Linked DNA regions of Homo sapiens: region 1 is linked to region 2. Evidence: read pairs that join two places in POLR2A ChIA-PET (ENCODE). Cell type or tissue: PC-9. All regions are shown on one strand. Links, peaks and the distances in the headings refer to the core of each region. The heading gives the core; the rest is flanking DNA.

Region 1 (4,379 bases), core at 65-4,064, 1.6 Mb before region 2:
ATCAGTGTTTTTATTTATTTATTTATATTTTGAGACAGGGTCTCACTCTGTTACCCAGGCTGGAGTACAGTGGCGCGATCACGGTTCACTGCAGCCTCGACCTTCCTAGCTCAAGCCATCCTTCTGCCTCAGCCTCCTGAGTAGCTGGGACTATATGCACGCACCACCATATCTGGCTAATTTTTTAATTTTTTTATACAGATGGGATCTCACTATGTTGCTCAGGCTGGTCTTGAACTCCTGGGCTCAAGTGATCTTCCTGCCTCAGTCTCTCAAATTGCTGGGATTACAGGCATGAACCACCGCTCCCAACCTTCAGTGATTTTGATATATTCACAGAGGCTGGGCACAGTGGCTCACACCTGTAATCTCAGCACTTTCTGAGAGGCCGAAGCAAACTTGAGGTAAGGAGTTCGAGACTAGCCTGGCCAACATGGTGAAACCCCATCTCTACTAAAGATACAAACATTACCCAGGCATGGTGGCTTGCGCCTGTAGTCCCAGCTACTCGGGAGACTGAGGCAGGAGAATCGCTTGAACCTGGGAAGTGGAGGTTGGCAGTGAGCCAAAATCGCACCACTGCGCTCTAGCCTGGGTGACAGAGCAAGACTCTGTCTCAAAAACTATATGTGTGTGTGTGTGTGTGTGTGTGTGTGTGTGTGTGTGTACATATATATACATATTCACAGAATTGTGCCACCATCACCACAGTTTCAGATTGCTTTCATCACCCCCTAAAGAAAGCCTGCACCCTTTAGCTGTCACCCCCTGCCCAGTCCCCACCTTCCCAGTCCTAAGAACCACTACCCTGCTTCTGTCTATAGATTTCCCTCTTCTATTCCGAGCTTTCATATGAATGGACTCATGCAGAGGTGGCCATCGTGACTGGCTCCTGTCCCTGGACACAATGTTCTCAAAGCTCGTCCACGTTGTAGCTTTGTTAGGACTTCCTTCCTTTTGTGGCTGAAGGATGCTCCATTGTGTGGCTCAACCACATTTTATATTTGTGCCTTCATCTGCTGACGGGCGCTTGTGCTGTTTTCCTGCTCCGGCTCTGCAGAGCCGTGCTGCCGGGCACTTCCTGTCCAGGTTTCTGTGTGGACACAGTGCTTCAGTGTGTGAAGCCATCTGCTCATTTTTTGTTGTTGTTTGAGACGGAGTCTCACTCTGTCGCCCAGGCTGGAGGCCTGGAGTGCAGTGGCGAGATCTCGGCTCACTGTAACCACACCCCCCGTCCTGGGTTCAAGTGATTCTCCTGCCTCAGTCTCCCGAATAGCTGGGACTACAGTTGCCCACCACCACACCCAGCTCTTTTTTTTTTTTTTTTTTTTTTGAGACAGAGTTTTGCTGTTGTTGCCCAGGCTGGAGTGCAATGGCGAGATTTCGGCTCACCGCTAACTCCACCTTCCAGGTTCAAGCGATTCTCCTGCCTCAGCCTCCCGAGTAGCTGGGATTACAGGGATGCACCACCATGCCTGGCTAATGTTTTTTGTATTTTTAGTAGAGATAGGCTTTCTCCATGTTGGTCAGGCTGGTCTCGAACTCCCGACCTCAGGTGATCCGCCCGCCTCGGCCTCCCAAAATGCTGGGATTACAGGCATGAGCCACCGCGCCCAGCCTAATTTTTGTATTTTTAGTAGAGATGGGGTTTCACCATGTTGGCCAGGCTGGTCTTGAACTCCTGGCCTTAGGTGATCCGCCCACCTCAGCCTCCCAAAATGCTGAGATTACAGGCGTGAGCCACTGTGCCCGGTGACATCATCCACTCATTTGCTCCTCCAGACGCTTCTCTGGGGAGGAACCGTTACTCTCCCCCTTGTGCAGGTCAGGACTTGGGTGATGAGTTGTCAGGTGACTAACCCGACAGCAAATGCAAGACCATTGGCCCAGTATGCGCTGCCGGCTCCATTGCTTTTGATCATGAACCCCACCCCCAGCAGAGCTTGGCCAGTTTGAGACAATGAGGGGCCCAGGAAAGCTGGGTCAGGGGTAAGCAAGGGCACAGGAAGAGACGAAGAGAGGTCCTGGAAGTCCCAGTGAGACGTTTGGACTTTGGGTGAGAACAGGAAATCCTGGGAGAGAGTTGAGCAGGGAAGCAACAGGTGTGATCTATGCTTTTGGGAGGTGACCCCAGCTGCGGTGCGGAGAATGATCAGTCTCAGGGGGCTTGAGGCAGCAGGTAGAGGAATTGAGAGAGTGGAGTGAGCCTCCAGGTGAGGAGATGGTGGAGGTGAGGTGGAGATGGTGGAGGTGAGGTAGAGATGGAGGAGGAGGACAGGTTCAGATGGCTGCTGTCTCGCCGACCCGTGCATGCCACGCCTCAGCCCACACACGCCCTTGGCTGAAGGGCTCCCAGGGAGATGGGTATGGAGTCCCTGGCTTCGTACAAGGAGAGGAAAAACAAAACTTGCCCAGGAACCTTGGGATGTGAAGGAGAGGAAACAGCTGGGGGGGTTTATTTTTATTTTTATTTTTATTTTTGAGACGAAGTTTCGCTCTTGTTGCCCAGGCTGGAGTGCAATGGTGCAATCTCGGCTCACTGCAACCTCTGCCTCCCGGGTTCAAGCAATTCTCCTACCTCAGCCTCCCGAGTAGCTGAGATTACAGGCATGCGCCACCACACCCAGCTAATTTTTTGTATTTTTAGTAGAGACGGGGTTTCTCCATGTTGGTCATGCTGGTCTCGAACTCCCGACCTCAGGTGATCTGCCCACCTTGGCCTCCCAAAGTGCTGGGAGTACAGGCATGAGCCACCGCGCCCGGCCACAGCTGGGGGTTTTAACAAGAAGACGGTCATGGGGCAGAGCAAGAGACGAAACGAAGAGAATGAAACAGGCAGAGGGTGTTAATTCTGGTGGAGTCAGAGGGGAACTGGGGACTGGTGGCACACGCACAGGAAAGCCCCAGATGGGGTACTGGGCAACAGCCACTGAAATTTGGGATGTACTTACTCTTCAACCCAGCCATTCTGCTTCCAGAACTTGGTCTTGTAATAGTTAAACAAGCACACGCGGTGTATGCAAGGGTGTTAGTTGCAACATCAGACCCATGTCTCAAATTCCGGAAACATCCTAAATAACCAGCAGTCTGGACTTAAGTAAATCTTGGTGCATTCCACTTATGAAATCTTTGCATTCATCAAAAAAGACAAGAGGCCTAGGGCCGGGTGTGGTGGCTGAAACCTGTAATCCCAGCACTTTGGGAGGCCGAGGCAGGTGGATCACCTGAGGTCAGGAGTTCGAGACCAGCCTGACCAACATGGAGAAACCCCATCTCTACTAAAAATACAAAATTAGCTGGGCGTGGTGGCGCATGCCCGTAATCCGAGCTTCTTGGGAGGCTGAGGCAGGAGAATCACTTGAACCTGGGAGGTGGAGGTTGCGGTGAGCCGAGATCGCGCCACTGCACTCCAATCTGGGTGACAGAATGAGACCCCATCACAAAAAAAAAGAAAAAAGAAAAAAAGTAGGTCTGTCCGTATGTGTTGACAGGGAAAGATGTCTACAATGCAGGTAAAATGATAGAGTGTGGGCTGGGCTTGGTGGCTCACGCCCATAACCCCGGCTACTTGGGAGGCTGAGGCAAGAGAATTGCTTGAACCTGGGAGGTGGAGGGTGCAATGAGATTGGCTCACAGCAATCTCTTCCTCTCGGGTTCAAGTGATTCTCCTGCCTCAGCCTCCCGAGTAGCTGGAACTACAGGAATGAGGCACTATGCCTGGCTAATTTTTGTATTTTAGTAGAGATGGTGTTTCACTGTGTTGGCCAGGCTAGTCTCGAACTCCTGACCTTAAGTGATCCATCCACCTTGGTCTCCCAAAGTGTTGGGATTGTACGTGTAAGCCACCACACACAGCTGTGTGATTTTTTTTTTTTTTCAATGAGCATATGCCACTTTTATTGTTAAACAGTGTTCTCACTATGGGGGAGAAAAGTGCCAGACAGGTGGCAGTTTCAGTTATCTTTTTTTTTTGAGACATTTTCTCACTCTGTCGCCCAGGCTGGAGTGCAGTGGCATGATCTTGGCTCACTGCAACCTCTGCCTCCTGGGTTCAAGCAATTCTCGTGCCTCAGCCTCCCAAGTAGCTGGGATTATAGGCATGCGCCACCACACCTGGCTAATTTTGTATTTTTAGTAGAGACAGGGTTTTACCATGTTGGCCAGGCTGGTCTCAAACTCCTGACCTCAGGTGATCCACCTACCTCGGCCTCCCAAAGTGCTGGGATTACAGGCATGAGCCACGCACCCAGCCAGTTTTAGTTATCTTTGAAAAATGAACTGGGGCTGGGCACAGTGAGCTTGCACCTGTAATCCCAGCACTTGGGAGGCCAAGGCAGGCAGATGGCTTAAGCCCAGGAGTTCCAGACCAGCCTGGCTAA
Region 2 (4,375 bases), core at 1-4,000:
ACTGACCCTCCACTCCCCGCCCCACCATCCTGCTCCAGCCAGGCTGGATCCCCATGTGGTCTGCTTGAGGAAGAAGTGGGTGGCACCCTGCCCCAGATCCCTTCTTACTCCAGGTTTGTGGTGAGCTTTGTGAGGGGGTTGCTTATAGGGGGGTTTCCTGAGCCAGATGTGTACACCCCCCAACTCCAGGAGAGACACAGAAACTGGAGACAGTGTGGCTCTCAGGGATCTGCCAGAATGAGAAGAACGAGGTGATGAGCAGCAAGCTGGACATCGACAACATGGCAGGCGTCTTCTACATGCTGCTGGTGGCCATGGGGCTGGCCCTGCTGGTCTTCGCCTGGGAGCACCTGGTCTACTGGAAGCTGCGCCACTCGGTGCCCAACTCATCCCAGCTGGACTTCCTGCTGGCTTTCAGCAGGGTGGGTGCCCACCCCTCCCCACACAGGCCAAAGTTTTAAGGGCACCTACCCAGATAAGTCCGGGCTGGCCATGGCCCATTTCCAGAGGTAAAACCAAGGTTCTGGCCCGGCTCATGGCTCACACCTGTAATCTCAACACTTTGAGAGGCTTAGGCCAGTGGATCCCTTGAGTCCAGAAGTTTGAGACCAGCCTGGGCAACATGGCGAAAACCCATCTCTACAGAAAATAAAAGAATTAGCTGGGCGTGGTGGTGCGCGCCTGCAGTCCCAGCTACTCAGGAGGCTGAATTGGGAGGATCGCTTGAGCCAAGAAGGCAGAGGTTGCAGTGAGCCGAGATGGCACCACTGCACTCCAGCCTGGGCAGCAGAGTGAGATCCTGTTTCTAAAAAAAAAAAAAAAAGCCAACGTCCTGAGAAGTGGCATGGCTCACCAGGGTGGCAGGGTTGAAGAGGGTCAGAGTCCCCCCCACAGGTGTGCCCAGGTTGGAACCTTCATGTGCCAGGTGCTAGCTAGAGTGATTAGGAGAATGAGTCAACCTGGGCGCTCAGACCACTCATTCATCTGCAAAGCACAGTGCCTGGCGCATGGGAGATGCTTCACAGTTAGCTACTTCCTGAGACTTATAGAAGACTGATGATGCCTTGGGACCAGGCAGGGACAATCGTGGCGGGTCCCTGAGCGGAGGGCGCTGCTTACGGCCTGTCGTCTCCCTACTGCCCAGGGCATCTACAGCTGCTTCAGCGGGGTGCAGAGCCTCGCCAGCCCACCGCGGCAGGCCAGCCCGGACCTCACGGCCAGCTCGGCCCAGGCCAGCGTGCTCAAGATGCTGCAGGCAGCCCGCGACATGGTGACCACGGCGGGCGTAAGCAGCTCCCTGGACCGCGCCACTCGCACCATCGAGAATTGGGGTGGCGGCCGCCGTGCGCCCCCACCGTCCCCCTGCCCGACCCCGCGGTCTGGCCCCAGCCCATGCCTGCCCACCCCCGACCCGCCCCCAGAGCCGAGCCCCACGGGCTGGGGACCGCCAGACGGGGGTCGCGCGGCGCTTGTGCGCAGGGCTCCGCAGCCCCCGGGCCGCCCCCCGACGCCGGGGCCGCCCCTGTCCGACGTCTCCCGAGTGTCGCGCCGCCCAGCCTGGGAGGCGCGGTGGCCGGTGCGGACCGGGCACTGCGGGAGGCACCTCTCGGCCTCCGAGCGGCCCCTGTCGCCCGCGCGCTGTCACTACAGCTCCTTTCCTCGAGCCGACCGATCCGGCCGCCCCTTCCTCCCGCTCTTCCCGGAGCTGGAGGACCTGCCGCTGCTCGGTCCGGAGCAGCTGGCCCGGCGGGAGGCCCTGCTGCACGCGGCCTGGGCCCGGGGCTCGCGCCCGCGTCACGCTTCCCTGCCCAGCTCCGTGGCCGAGGCCTTCGCTCGGCCCAGCTCGCTGCCCGCTGGGTGCACCGGCCCCGCCTGCGCCCGCCCCGACGGCCACTCGGCCTGCAGGCGCTTGGCGCAGGCGCAGTCGATGTGCTTGCCGATCTACCGGGAGGCCTGCCAGGAGGGCGAGCAGGCAGGGGCCCCCGCCTGGCAGCACAGACAGCACGTCTGCCTGCACGCCCACGCCCACCTGCCATTTTGCTGGGGGGCTGTCTGTCCTCACCTTCCACCCTGTGCCAGCCACGGCTCCTGGCTCTCCGGGGCCTGGGGGCCTCTGGGGCACAGGGGCAGGACTCTGGGGCTGGGCACAGGCTACAGAGACAGTGGGGGACTGGACGAGATCAGCAGGGTAGCCCGTGGGACGCAAGGCTTCCCGGGACCCTGCACCTGGAGACGGATCTCCAGTCTGGAGTCAGAAGTGTGAGTTATCAGCCACTCAGGCTCCGAGCCAGCTGGATTCTCTGCCTGCCACTGTCAGGGTTAAGCGGCAGGCAGGATTGGGCTTTTCTGGCTTCTGCCATGAAATCCTGGCCATGGGACCCCAGTGACAGATGATGTCTTCCATGGTCATCAGTGACCTCAGTAGCCTCAAATCATGGTGAGGGCTGGGCTTTTGCTGTCCTCTTCTCACGCAGAGTTCTGCCAGGAGGGTGTGCTGTGGGGGTCAGACTCCTGAGGCTCTCCCTTCCCTGGGGCTAGCCAGTTACTGGTCATGGCTGCTGTGGGCATGGAGGCTGGAACTTGTGGTTGAGGCAGGGCCATCCCGATCCTTGCTCTACCTGGCTAGAGTTTCTTCTCATCAGAGCACTGGGACATTAAACCAACCTTTTACAACACACTGGTCCTGGCTGCTTCATTCTGCATTCTGGAAGGGGCACAGCACAGGCCATAGACAACAGGGCATCATGAGAGTATCCCAGGTGGGATGTTTGCCTAAAGCAGGTAGGCAGGTCCCTCTTGGGGAGGCGGAGCCTTGGGAGTGTCTGGGAGGGATGTGGGAAGGAGGTGAGGCTGAGAGGGGGCTCTGGGCAGCAGAAGCCACTTGGTATTCAGGGCCAGCTCCCACCCATCCTGGCACTGGATGTAACACGTGTGCTCAGCACGGGGGCTCTGGTGATGATGGATGGCGTTCATCCCTCAGTCTCCTTGAAAAGGGAGGCTTGTGCCAGGGGTAGTGGCTGTCCTGTCCTGCCCTGCCAGGGACGCCCTGGGGAGCCTGACAGTGCCATGGTGGCAGAGGCAGAGGCAGAGAAAGGTGTGGAGCTTGTAGGCTTGCTAAACCCTGGCTGGCCGCATTCTCTCCGTGGCTGACACACGAGGCTCGGAACTGCCTGGGCTCTGGAATCCTGGGGCAGGTGGCTGCCAGGGTCAGGCACAGCTTGGCCTCGCTGGTGCCAGGACTCCTGTGGTGGGAGAATCTGCCTGCGGTCTCATCCTCTTCTCCCTCTGGGGCTTCTAGCCCACTTCCTTTTTCTATCACACATCTTTGCCTCTGGCCCATCTGAAAAGATGGCTTGTGCTTACCATTTTCAATGTTTTCACATCTGCAATCACACTTATCCCCCCTACAATGACTGTGGAGCAAGCAGGCATTCCTTCTATCCGTTCCACAAACAGTGAGCACTATTGATTCTGTCAGACCCTTTTCTAACGGCTGAAGATGTAAAGGCCAAGCCCTGGCTGTCCTGACAAGTTGGGTGGAGGCAGGCCAGAGGCTAATTCCACGTGACAGAGAGGAAGCTGCGAGGGGCGGTGCTGGCTGTCTCTGCCAGTGCCCTCCCCCGTAGCTCCTTGCTGGTTCCCAGGAAGCCAGGCTGCCTCTTTAGTCTCTGAAGACCCCACTGTTTGGGTTGGGGCCATGAGAACTGGACTTTTTTTGGGTTAGTTTTAGGGGTGAAGGCAGCTGAAACGGTAGGGGGAGATACACCTCCATTCTTGGTAGGAGAGTACCCCAAGAGTGGGTGGCCCTGTCCACACAATTTCACGCTCTCTACCCTATGGGTTTTTATGGGCTGGATCCAGGTTCAGGACAGCAGGCTGGGAGTGTGTCTAGGTGAGTGCTGGAGGCCAGCACTCTGGAAGGGAGCTTGACCTTGGTTGCAGCCACTAGTAGTGAGAGGGTTAACTGTTGGCCACCAGCCCCTGGAACCGAGCCCCTCCTCCTCCCAGAGTCAGGGTCTGCCTTTGGCCCTGGGAGGAAGGCTGTGGCAGGTGAGGCATCCTGGAGGAGCTGTGAGGACAGGGCTGCTCTGCTCTCTGCCCAAGATCATTAATAACCAAGAACTGGAAAGATCATTAAGAGCTGAGCCTCCAATGTGAAGCCGAGCCTGCTGCTGGCTCTGAGGAGGGCCGCTCCTGCTCCTGGGCCAGGCACTGGCTGCCTTGTTCCTTCTCTAGGCATATATTTGTGGCCGGGGGGGGGGGGGGGGGGGCAGGAGGATATGAGTCCTGGGGGACAGGTAGCAGGAAGGCTGCATCCTGAGTTCAGAACTAGCTTGGCCTGGCTTCCTGCACCACCAAGGGAAGGAAAGAAAGC

Evidence for each region. Peaks named below come from ENCODE experiments on the same cell type or tissue, not always from the same donor. Only the 100,000 strongest peaks of a DNase experiment are listed, where the experiment ranks them.
Region 1: POLR2A ChIA-PET joins it to region 2 with 5 read pairs; 1 of 35 experiments calls an interaction of 5 or more read pairs at or near these places.

What each region holds. Positions count from the first base shown.
Region 1 is chr17:76,482,366-76,486,744 of GRCh38, reverse strand. All of the region lies in intron 2 of RHBDF2 (rhomboid 5 homolog 2), which reads left to right. Among named protein-coding and RNA genes, the nearest start is that of RHBDF2, 17 kb to the left of the region's middle. RefSeq lists silencers at 1,312-1,512, 2,792-2,992, 2,904-3,198. In PC-9, for the core only: no CTCF peak of the experiment used is centred there; DNase peaks (open chromatin) are centred at 1,834 and 3,074.
Region 2 is chr17:74,840,323-74,844,697 of GRCh38, reverse strand. GRIN2C (glutamate ionotropic receptor NMDA type subunit 2C) reads left to right here. Exons shown (of 13, transcript NM_000835.6): 12 at 190-422; 13 at 1,145-2,675. The coding sequence ends at 2,263. Among named protein-coding and RNA genes, the nearest start is that of GRIN2C, 17 kb to the left of the region's middle. RefSeq lists silencers at 1,654-1,713, 1,794-1,873. In PC-9, for the core only: a CTCF peak has its summit at 1,667; a DNase peak (open chromatin) is centred at 1,897; H3K4me3 peaks cover 667 bases.